Linked DNA regions of Homo sapiens: region 2 is linked to region 1. The links are chromatin loops, found by intact Hi-C in ENCODE. Cell type or tissue: MCF 10A. All regions are shown on one strand. Each heading gives the region's core, and the rest is flanking DNA. Links, peaks and the distances in the headings are about the cores only.

The links. Peaks named below come from ENCODE experiments on the same cell type or tissue, not always from the same donor. Only the 100,000 strongest peaks of a DNase experiment are listed, where the experiment ranks them.
Region 2: it touches region 1 in a loop (10-fold over the local background); 2 of 110 quality-filtered maps call a loop at or near these places.

The regions. Positions count from the first base shown.
Region 1 is chr9:113,443,739-113,449,119 of GRCh38, reverse strand. It overlaps a transcript of RGS3 not described here. Among named protein-coding and RNA genes, the nearest start is that of RGS3, 17 kb to the left of the region's middle. In MCF 10A, for the core only: a CTCF peak has its summit at 2,674 (motif pointing left); no DNase peak of the experiment used is centred there.
Region 2 is chr9:113,306,608-113,311,988 of GRCh38, reverse strand. No RefSeq gene overlaps it. Among named protein-coding and RNA genes, the nearest start is that of RNF183, 5.9 kb to the right of the region's middle. RefSeq lists a cis regulatory region at 4,322 and an enhancer at 4,238-4,407. In MCF 10A, for the core only: a CTCF peak has its summit at 2,599 (motif pointing left); a DNase peak (open chromatin) is centred at 2,588.

The sequences.
Region 1 (5,381 bases), core at 135-5,134:
GGCATTGATTTAGTGCTATCACTCCCTGATTCAGAAGCCATCAATGTCTTCCCATTGGCTATCAGAGTCGAGGCCCTGCACAATCTAGTCACAAGCTGTCTTCAGTCCCACTCCTACTCTTCTGAGATAGGAACACTATGCTCCTTGCCTGCTCCCCAAACTTTTCCCACCTATGTCACTTCCCTCCACTTCAAACGCCACCTCCACAAACATCTTCACTTGCCAAAACCCAACCCAGCCTTAAATGGTAATATCCAAAGTGACCTCTCCTTCTTCTCATCACTGTAGTTCTTTCTTTGTACCACTTACCTCACACTGCTGGATTATAAGTACACTGAAGAAAGAAGACACATCATATATATTTTTTCATTTATTCACTCATTCAACATATATTATTAAGCACTTACAGTGGGCCAGGCACTCAGTGAGGTGCCGGATATTTATATAGTGAAGACAGAGAGAGCTCTGCCACTCGCAGAAGTCAGTCTGGCAGTAGAGGGTGGCAACAGACAAGCTGTGAACCCCAATAGTGGCTATGAGAGAAAAAGTGAAAGAGGAGAACTTCATCTTGACAGTGGTCAGAAAAAGCTTATTCCCAAATAAGTCATATGTAAGCTGAGACCTAAAGAATGAGTAGAAAATAGCCAGGCAGAAGGGGGAAGAAGAAGTCGAAGAAAAAGTACCAAAAAAAAAGTCAGAAGGTAAGAGAGGACATGGTTCATTAGAAGAACCTAAAGAAAAAAGTCTTGGCTAGAGCACATAGAACAAGGTGAGAGTGAGTGGCAATGGGGCTGGGGGGAGAGAAGCCAGGTCATAGCCCTGCCTTGTGAGGCTTGTAAACCAAGTGAAAGAGGTTAGGCTTGATCCTAAGGGGAAAGGAGAGTTTTAAGGAAAGATGTATCATGATATTCACATGGTGGAAAGATGGAAGAATGGATGGTCGGGGTAAAGATCAGGGGTTAGGCTTGGCATGGTGGCTCATCCCTATAATCACAGTACTTTGGAAGGTTGAGGCAGGAGGATGGCTTGAGCCCAGGAGTTTGAGATCAGCCTGGGCAACATGACAAAACCCCATGTCTACAAAAAATATAAAAAATAGCTGGGCATGGTGGCACACACATGTAATCCCAGCTACTCATGAGGCTGAGATGGGGGAATAGCTTGAACCCAGGAGGTCGAGGCTGCAGTGATCTGTGATGGTGCCACTGCACTCCAACCTGGCAGCCTGGGCAACAGAGCGGGACCCTGTCTCAAAAAAAAAAAAAAAAAAAGACTAGGGGTAATGCAATAATCCAGATGCAAGAAGACAGAGACCTGGACTAGGGTAATAGCAGAAAAAGCAGAGAGAAGTGGATAGATTTGGATGCTGCACCTAATATGACTTGCTAATTAACCGAATTCAGATGGACCATAAAAAGAAAAGGTCAAAGATGATCACACAAACTTGACCACTGCTTTGTACATAATAGGTGCTCAATAAATATTTGAGGAATGAATGAATTTATAGCAAATAAATGAATGAGCAAATAAAACAATGAATGAGAGGCAGAGAAGAGTTTTTTAAAAATGATTTTTGAAGATTCCTTCTAAGGCAAAGCCATCCCAAGAAGTAATATAGACCCCCAAAAAATTTTATACATATATATTCAATAAGTAAAAGGAACCATTTTAAATATAGGGAATTCTAATTACACTGGCATAGTTAAGGCCAAAAATATAAAGTAGACATTTCTACCTTATTTATCTTCAACCCTTGCCTATATATATATATATATATATATATATATATACATATACATACATCAGAATTTATTGGTTTACACCCTCCCTGTATTTTTCTTTTTTTTTTTTTTTCTTTGAGACAGAGTCTTGCTCTGTTGCCCAGGCTGGAGTGCAGTGGTGCAATCTTGGCTCACTGCAACCTCTACCTCCCGGGTTCAATCAATTCTTCTGCCTCAGCCTCCCAAGTAGCTGGGACTACAGGCACGTGCCACCACACCCAGCTAATTTTTCTGTATTTTTAGTAGAGACAGGGTTTCACTGTGTTAGCCAGGATGGTCTCGATCTCCTGACCTCGTGATCCACCCACCTCGGCTTTCCAAAGTGCTGGGATTACAGGCGTGAGCCACCGCATCCGGCCCCTCCCTGTATTTTTTAAAGGATGAAATCTGGCCAAGGTAAGCTTAGGGGATACAAAGAATTATAAGTGCCTCAGATCACTTTTGATATTTCTGCCCTTCCAAATACTGCCTTCCTGAGTCTCTGCCCAACTGATAATCTGTCAGGATCATCAACAGCTCCTAATTCCCAAAATCCTAGGCCTTTTGGACATGTGCCACCTTTTTTGCCACACTCTTGGAATGGTCCTTTCAATGGTCATCAAAATTGTTCAGAGTTGGATTCATTCATCAAGCATTGATCAAGGGCTTCCTACACGCCACCTGAGGTTGTAACCATGAAAACAATAGGCACAGACCCTTCTCTCGAGGAACTACCAGTCCCCTGGAGCATTTAAATTTACATATGTAAATTTATATATGTAAATGATGGAATGTGTTTTTCTTCATTTACTCATTAAGACGTTTCTTTGGTTGTGGGGACACTGGCCTCAGAAATTACCAGAGGCCTGCAGTTATTTGAAAGGTGTCAAGGAAAGCATGTCATTTTCATAATGTAATATCACCACCTAGTGGTTCCAGAAAACTTTACCAATTGATCCAGGAAAATTTTCTTACAAAGCTATATTCCTGGGAATGACTCTCCACCATTTCTCCAGAACTTTTCTTTTCTCTATCAAGATAATCTAAGGGATGATTCTCTAATATGTATTAGATACCCAATATCTGTTAAATAAATGCATATATACAAGGACAAATGAATTTCATACCCTGGTACCTTATGTCAATGGAAAGAGAAAATTTAGAAATTCCTTCCCAGATTCCTCTGGACTTCTAATCATTTCTATCTAAGAAGGACCTTCTAATCATTTCTATCTAAGGCCAGAGGTATTACTGTCCTTAATTTATCAAGCAATTCCTTTAGTGCATTTGAATAAACTGATTTTTTAAGTGTCACTGTGTCATGGATGAAACCCTCACTCCCTCCCACCAAACCCAAGGGGTTTTCTATAATTCAAAAACATTCTGGGCACGGTGGGTCACGCCTGTAATCCCGGCATTTTGGGAGCTCAAGGTGGGCGGATTACTTGAGGCCAGGAGTTTGAGTCCAACCTGCCCAACATGGAGAAACCCTGTCTCTACTAAAAATACAAAAATTAGCTGGGCTTGGTGGCACATGACTGTAAACCCAGCTACTCAGGAGGCTGAGGCACAAGAATCGCTTGAACCCAGGCGGCGGAGGTTGCAATGAGCAGAGATTGCGCCACCGCCCTCCAGCCTGGGCAACAGGGGGAGAGTCTGTCTCAAAACATACAAAAACAAAATCAATGAAGAACAGCATATGTCACCCCAGAGGTTGGGACCAATACCAAATCAAAGTCCAGCTGGCTCTGAGTATGGGCCTAGAATATCTGAAGATGCTTTCATTGATTATTGCTTCTACACAGGTGTCAAACTGGGCCAGGTGTCACTAGGAAGTGTGCTTAGAAAATTATGGTAACCCAGGCCAGGCACAGTGGCTCACACCTGTAATCCCAGCACTTTGGGAGGCCGAGGTGGGCAGATCACCTGAGGGCAGAGTTCGAGACAAGCCTGACCAACATGGAGAAACCCCGTCTCTACTAAAAATACAAAAATTAGCCAGGCATGGTGGTGGGCACCTGTAATTCCCAGCTACATGGGAGGCTGAGGCAGGAGAATCGCTTGAACCCGGGAGGCGGAGGTTTCGGTGAGCCGAGATCACGCCATTGCACTCCAGCCTAGGCAACAAGAGCAAAACTCTGTCTCAAAAAACAAAAAACAAAAAAAAAAAAGAAAAAGAAAATTATGGTAACCCAAAGCAAGTGGCCTGTCTCTAGCAGGGATCACAAAGTAGCAAAGAACAAAAGAAACTAAGGACTAGTTTCTTGGAAATATAAGCCTCTTAGAACCATATTCCAACAGGCTAAATCTTAAGTCTTTTTGTTGGTTTAAATAAGTAAAGTGAATCTCCAAGCAATACTGGCTATTAATTAAGCCTTACTTCTGCTTCCTTAGGCCCAGATGGTGGGGAAATGGCAGTTAGCAGCAGTTACCTGGCTCCTCCTCTCTCAGAACATTGGGAGGCTGAAGCAAGGGGTTCACGAGTACTCCTCCCCTTCAGTCAATTCTTTTCTACATAGCCGTGTCCTTCCTTTCAGTCTAAGGGTATCCCAGTCTCAGCTGTACATTAAAGAGAAGGAGTAGGAGAGGTGTCAGGATACAGTGGATGAAGACAGGCTGAGCCAAAGTTCTAAGCCCAGGCCCCTTTACTTGCTCACCTTTGACTTTTGGCCTCTCCAGCAGGGCCACTAGGTCTGTTGTGAAGGTCGTGGACCAACTCTAGGGATGCTGCTCATATTATAACCATCTTAGATTTGTACAGTCATTGAGTTAATTTTCAACAGATGATAGTAAAGTGTTTTAAAGGGTGTCTTTTTCTAATTCACTCAAAGGCCCCAAATGGGCTCTCATCAGCCCTGTATTCTGAGCCTAATTTATCAACTGGATACAGTCCACATCTATCTATGTAGTTGGCCAGAGAACCAACTGAAATAGTGAGTGTAAAGCACCTTGAAAACTAACATGGTTTGGAGATTATATTTCCCAGGGTTCTGTTTGTGATTGTCTAAATTTGAGGGATTGCTATGTGAAAGGTAAAACAAGTTTCAGTCTGCAAGTGTTTTATCTCCCTTTGAAAATAGACACAAAAGCTAGCATTCAGATAGTGCATATCTTCTCACTCAAAATCCACCAGGATTCAAAAAGTAACTGTGTACTCATCAACAGGACTTAAAAGAATGTTCCAATTTCTGAGAGTTGCTTCACCAATAAAGTAGTTGAATTTGTTATAAAATAGTTATACCTTCTCTTCTCTGCCTAAGTCTTTAGATAAAATAAGCAAATGGAAGGCAAACCCTGCCTTGTCCTCATCCCTACCACTGACCATTAGGAATTGGGTTTGCTCCAGTGGACAGGTCTGAGGGTAGGCTAATAAGAAGTGAAGAAAATTGTAGGCCAGGCACGGTGGCTCATGCCTGTAATCCCAGCACTTTGGGAGGCCGAGGCAAGCAAATCACCTGAGGTCAGGCGTTCGAGACCAGACTGGCCAACATGGCGAAACCCTGTCTCTACTAAAAATACAAAAATTAGCCAGGTGTGGTGGCAAGCACCCTGTAATCCCAGCTACTCGGGAGGCTGAGACAGGAGAATCACTTGAACCCAGGAGGCGGAGGTTGCGGTGAG
Region 2 (5,381 bases), core at 310-5,309, 140 kb after region 1:
TTAAGTTAATAGCTTGCTGAATTTCATAAACTGGACATTCTAGTCATCAGTACCTAGATGAAGAAGCAGAACACATCAGGAACCCAGATGGTCTCTCATACTCCTCTCCAGGCCCATTCGTCAAAGAATTTATAACAGCTTCAGTGGATTTTACCTGCTTTTCTACTTTCTATAAATGGAATCACAGGGTATTGTGGTAGATGGACCACAGATTTCTTCCATTCCTGTATGCATGACCCTTTGCAATGTGACTTCTACTCAGGGAGAGGTAGGGTCTATTTTCACACCCTTGAATCTAGGCTGGCCTTTTGACTTATGGGGTGACCAATAGAATGCAGAGAAATGGACACGATGAAGCTCCTGAGGCTGGGCCCTTGCAACTCTTGATAGTTACAACCCTTAGTTTTAAAACTTTGCAGCTTCTACTTTCACTCTCTTGAAATGCTGCCCCCAGACTGCCGTGTAAGGAAGGTGGTCTAGGCCACCTGGGAAAGAACTGAGCATCACCAGAATGAGGTCACGTGAGGGTACCTCAGACCTTCCCACCCAGCCAAATCTGCATCTGAGTGCAGCCTTATGACTCAACTAAGGTGAAATCAGAAGAGAAATTGCACAGCTATCCCATCTTCTCATGAGAAGTAATCTATCTGTTGTTTTAAGACATTAAGTTTTGGGATCTATACTTGTTATGCAGCGAAACAAGTATAGATTAGTGAAACAAGTATGTACTCTTATTTTGGTCAGGCTTCTGTTGCTCAACACGTTTGTAAGATTGTTCCATATTGCTGCATGTAGTTGAATACCATTCGCTCTCATTGCTGTATCCTATTCCATTGTATGAAAATATTGTAATTTATCCATTTAATTACTGATGGACATTTGGGGGTAGTTTCTAGTTTGGGACCCTTACAAATAGTTCTGCTATGAACATCTTAATAACATGTCTTCTGGTGAACATCCACAATACCTGTGTTTATTACATAAATAGCAGAGGACTTGCTGGGCCGTACATAGGGGAATTCACATGATCAGTTTTAGTATATACTGTCAATTTTCCAAAGAGGTTGTACCAATTTACTTCCCAGCAGCTGTGCAGAAGCATTAGTAGAGTTTCAGTTGTTCCACGCCCTTGTCAACGCTTTGTGCCCTTGACCTTTACAACACTCCATTTTAAAGATGAGTGTGTAGATGTTGAAAAGTGCACAAGGGGAATGTTTGCTCCATGAGCCAATCACGGAAGGAAGCTGGGCCAGCTGGTTTTGGCATCTACCTTCTCCCTGACAGCTCCAGGGAAGAGGCCAGACTTTAACAATAAAAACTTCTATGTGTAGAGTGCCCTGTATTTTACATACTACTTTCACAGTCATAACCTTATCTGATTCTTCTAACAAAACAACACTCTGAGAAAGGCATCATGGAGATTATTATCTCTGTTCTACAGAGAAGAAAAAGTGACTTTCCCAGGATCACTCAGTGTGTGGTGGAGCCCAAATGGGAGCTCGGGTCTTTGACATGCAGACTGGCTCTGGCCACCAAGGCCCTCTCTGGCATCATCCTGGTGGTAGTGGGCATAAAGGCTGAGGGGAAGGGGGCAGGTAGAGGTGTTTGTACCTATGGAATAAGCGACATGGGTTTAAACACCATGGACAGAAGGAACATCCAGCCCGTTCCCATATGTTATCTCTCCAGGTTCTGGAACATAACATCCTGCCTATTCAAGATCCTACAGACAGCAAATTGAAAATCCCAGCTTTGGGCCGGGCACGGTGGCTCACGCCTGTAATCCCAGCACTTTGGGAGGCCAAGGTGGGAGGATCACTTGAGGTCAGGAATTCGAGACCAGCCTGGCCAACATGGTGAGGCCCCGTCTCTACTAAAAATACAAAAATTAGCCAGGCATGGTGGTGCATGCTTGTAATCCCAGCTACTCAGGAGGCTGAGGCAGGAGAATTGCTTGAACCTGGGAGGCAGAGGTTGCAGTGAGCTGAGATCGCACCACTGCACTCCAGCCCGGGCCACAGAGCAAGACTCTGTCTCAAAAAACAAACAAACAAAAAAAAAACAAAAAGAAAAGAAAAGAAAAGAAAATCCCAGCTTTGGATCAGGGGGTTGGTGTTACCTGGCACTGCGTATTCAGATGCTGGACTCAGTTCACCTGGATTAATTTTTTGGTAACTGGCTAACTTCATGCAATAACAATGCAGATGTTTAAAATGAGGCTGCATGGAAGCTGTCTGTGATTCACCCTACATGAAAAACACAGGTAACAAAAACCATCGTACAGCATCATCCTATTTTGGTAAAAATATCTCCATACACATGTCTGTACATTCATAGATAAAGACTTGGAAGAAATGTGGCAAAAATACTAACAGTGTTGTATCTGGGTATTGAGTTTAAAGATGAATTTATTTTCTTCTTTGTTCCTTTCTATATTGCTTGATTTCTTTTGCAGTGAGGATGTACCAGTTTTTTTAATTTTATTTTTGAAATAGAGAATACATTCACAAAGTAATAATCAAGAGTCTAAAAGATTATACAATAAAAATTCTTCTCTCGTCCCTGTCTGCCTTCCATCTGGCTCCCTCCAGAGGTAAACAGTGTGACCAGCAACTAGTGTATCCTTTTAGAGACTTTATGCACATATAAGCAAATATATGTTTGTTTTTTCCTATTATCACTTTTACAACCAAAATACAATAAAACTACCTTGATTTTGAAGAAAAGGCTGTAGAAGACTCTTTGATTATATAAAAAGATGAAAAGTGAAAAACAGAGGCTAGAAAACTACATACAGTGTGACATTTTATATGAAATTATATAAAGTATATATATTATTTTAAAATATATAAAATATATATTTAAAATGTAAAGAGAGACAAAAGCTATAATCCAAATGTGTGGGCAATTATCTCTGTGTCTAAAGTTTTAGGTGAGTTTATTTGCTGTCTTTTTTTTTTTTTTTTTGCAACAGAGCCTCGCCCTGTTGCCCAGGCTGGAGTGCAGTAGCACGATCTCGGCTCACGGCAACCTCCACCTCCCAGATTCAAGCAATTCTCCTGCCTTAGACCCCTGAGTAGCTGGGATTACAGGCACGTGCCACCACGCCTGGCTAATTTTTGTATTTTTAGTAGAGACAGGGTTTCATCATATTGGCCAGGCTGGTTTCGCACTCCCGACCCTGTTATCCACCCGCCTCAGCCTCCCAAAGTGCTGGGATTACAGGTGTGAGCCACCGCACCCAGCCTGAAAACTAAGGTTTTCCATTAAATTTGGTGCCAAAACTTACCTGATCTTGTGATGTTTATTCTTTTCGGTGTCAATATTCATAATAAGCTGCAAGATATCAATGTTTGAATATAGGGTACTGCCCCAGATCCCACTGGGAGAATTGGGAGAGTTGGCAAATGCATCATCTTACCTTCCTAAAATTATGAAAAATTCTGAATTCTGAAACACACTTGGAACCAAATGTTTTGAATAAGGGATTGTGACTTGGAAAGCAAATTCAGATGCTGCACACAGCAGAGGCCGGGGGTGCCCATCCCCAGGCTGGGATTCACGTTGCCCTGCCTAAGGTGTCAGGTCCTTGGGAGCCTTTATGAATCTGAAGCTGAATATAATCAGAAGGCATCAAGGAGTATATACTGGAGGTATGTCTCCTAAATCAGTACTCTTCACTTGTAATGAATGTGTCTCTGAATCTCCCAGGGATCTCGTAAAAATGCAAATTCTGCCTCCGTAGGTCTGGAGTGGGTCTGAGATTTTGCATTTCTGTTTTTCTTTCTTTCTTTCTTTCTTTCTTTCTTTCTTTCTTTTTTTTTTTTTTTTTTTTTTTTTGAGACGTAGTCTCGCTCTGTTGCCCAGGCTGGAGTGCAATGGCACAATTTTGGCTCACTGCAATCTCCACCTCCCAGGTTCAAGCGATTCTCCTGCTTCAGCCTCCCGAGTAGCTGGGATTACAGGTGTCCATTACCACACCCAGCTGATTTTTGTATTTTTAGTACAGATGGGGTTTCACCATGTTGCCCAGGCTAGTCTCGAACTCCTGACCCCAAGGGATCTGCCTGCCTCAGCTTCCCAAAGAGCCAGGATTACAGGTGTTAGCCACCATGCCCGGCCAGATTTTGCATTTCTAACAATCTCTAAGTGATGCCTATGCTGCCGGAACTGTCCTAAATGCTAGACAAGCCTCAGGCAAGGCTCTGAGTGATGATGACATGGTGGCCCCCTAGGGAGAGTTGCCCTCTGCCCTTGACTGGGGCCTGCTAAACACTGACCATGCCGGATTCTAAACCTGCTGCACTCATCACCTTTTCTCCATCCTTCTGCCCTCTGCCACCTCTTCCTTCCCAGATGAGTTAAAACCACCCCACGCCTCTGCTCCAGACATTGGCTGGGCTCCACCGAGTCTCATGACTCTTCACTCACCCGGGTCTAAGGTACTGCTTAGGTGAGGTGCTTTTCCAGATGGCTGATCTTGCCCCCACAAGCATGAACTTTATAAATTAGTTTAACTCTCAAGTTCCTGAGATGCCTCACTATCTCTCCCGGGTATCTCCCTGGAAAAATTTTTCACTGTTGGCAAAGCACTCCTTAGCCTGACCACCCACAGACATTATGATAATGCATAGACTCACTAGACAATTAGTGACCTGGAAAAAAGCCATGACTTTTTAAATTTTATTTTATTTTTCTGAGACAGAGTTTCGCTCTTGTCGCCCAGGCTGGAGTGCAATGGCGCGATCTCGGCCCACTGCAACCTCCGCCTCCTAGGTTCAAGTGATTCTCCTGCCTCAGCCTGCAGAGTAGCTGGGATTACAGGCACCCACCACCATGCCTGGCTAATTTCTGTATTTTTAGTAGAGACGGGGTTTCACCATGTTGGCCAGGCTGGCCTCGAACTCCTGACCTCAAGTGATCTGCCTGCCTCGGCCTCCCAAAGTGCTGGGATTACAGGCCATGCCTGGCTATGACTTATTTTATTTTTATTTCAATGCTTACAATGTCATGACTGACTTCTTACCTGCCCTACCTGCTTATCTTTTTAAGTTCTGGATACCCTGGTTGCAGAAAACTCAGACTTAACTTACTTTCTAAGTGAACTTTCTTACTACAAAAGTAATACATATTTGAGAACTTGGAAAATGTAAGCAAGAAGAAAGCGAAAACATGAGTGGCCATCACCCAGAGATAAAATTGTGACATTTTGCCTCATGGTCTTGCAGTCTTTATACATAAATTATGCTTTACAAAATCTGGCTTATGCTACATTCTCTCTTTCTTTCCTTTTCTTTTCTTTTCCTTCCCCTCCCTCCCTCCCTCCCTTCCTTCCTTCCTCCTTCCCTCCCTTCCTTTCTTCCTCCCTCCCTCCCTTCCTT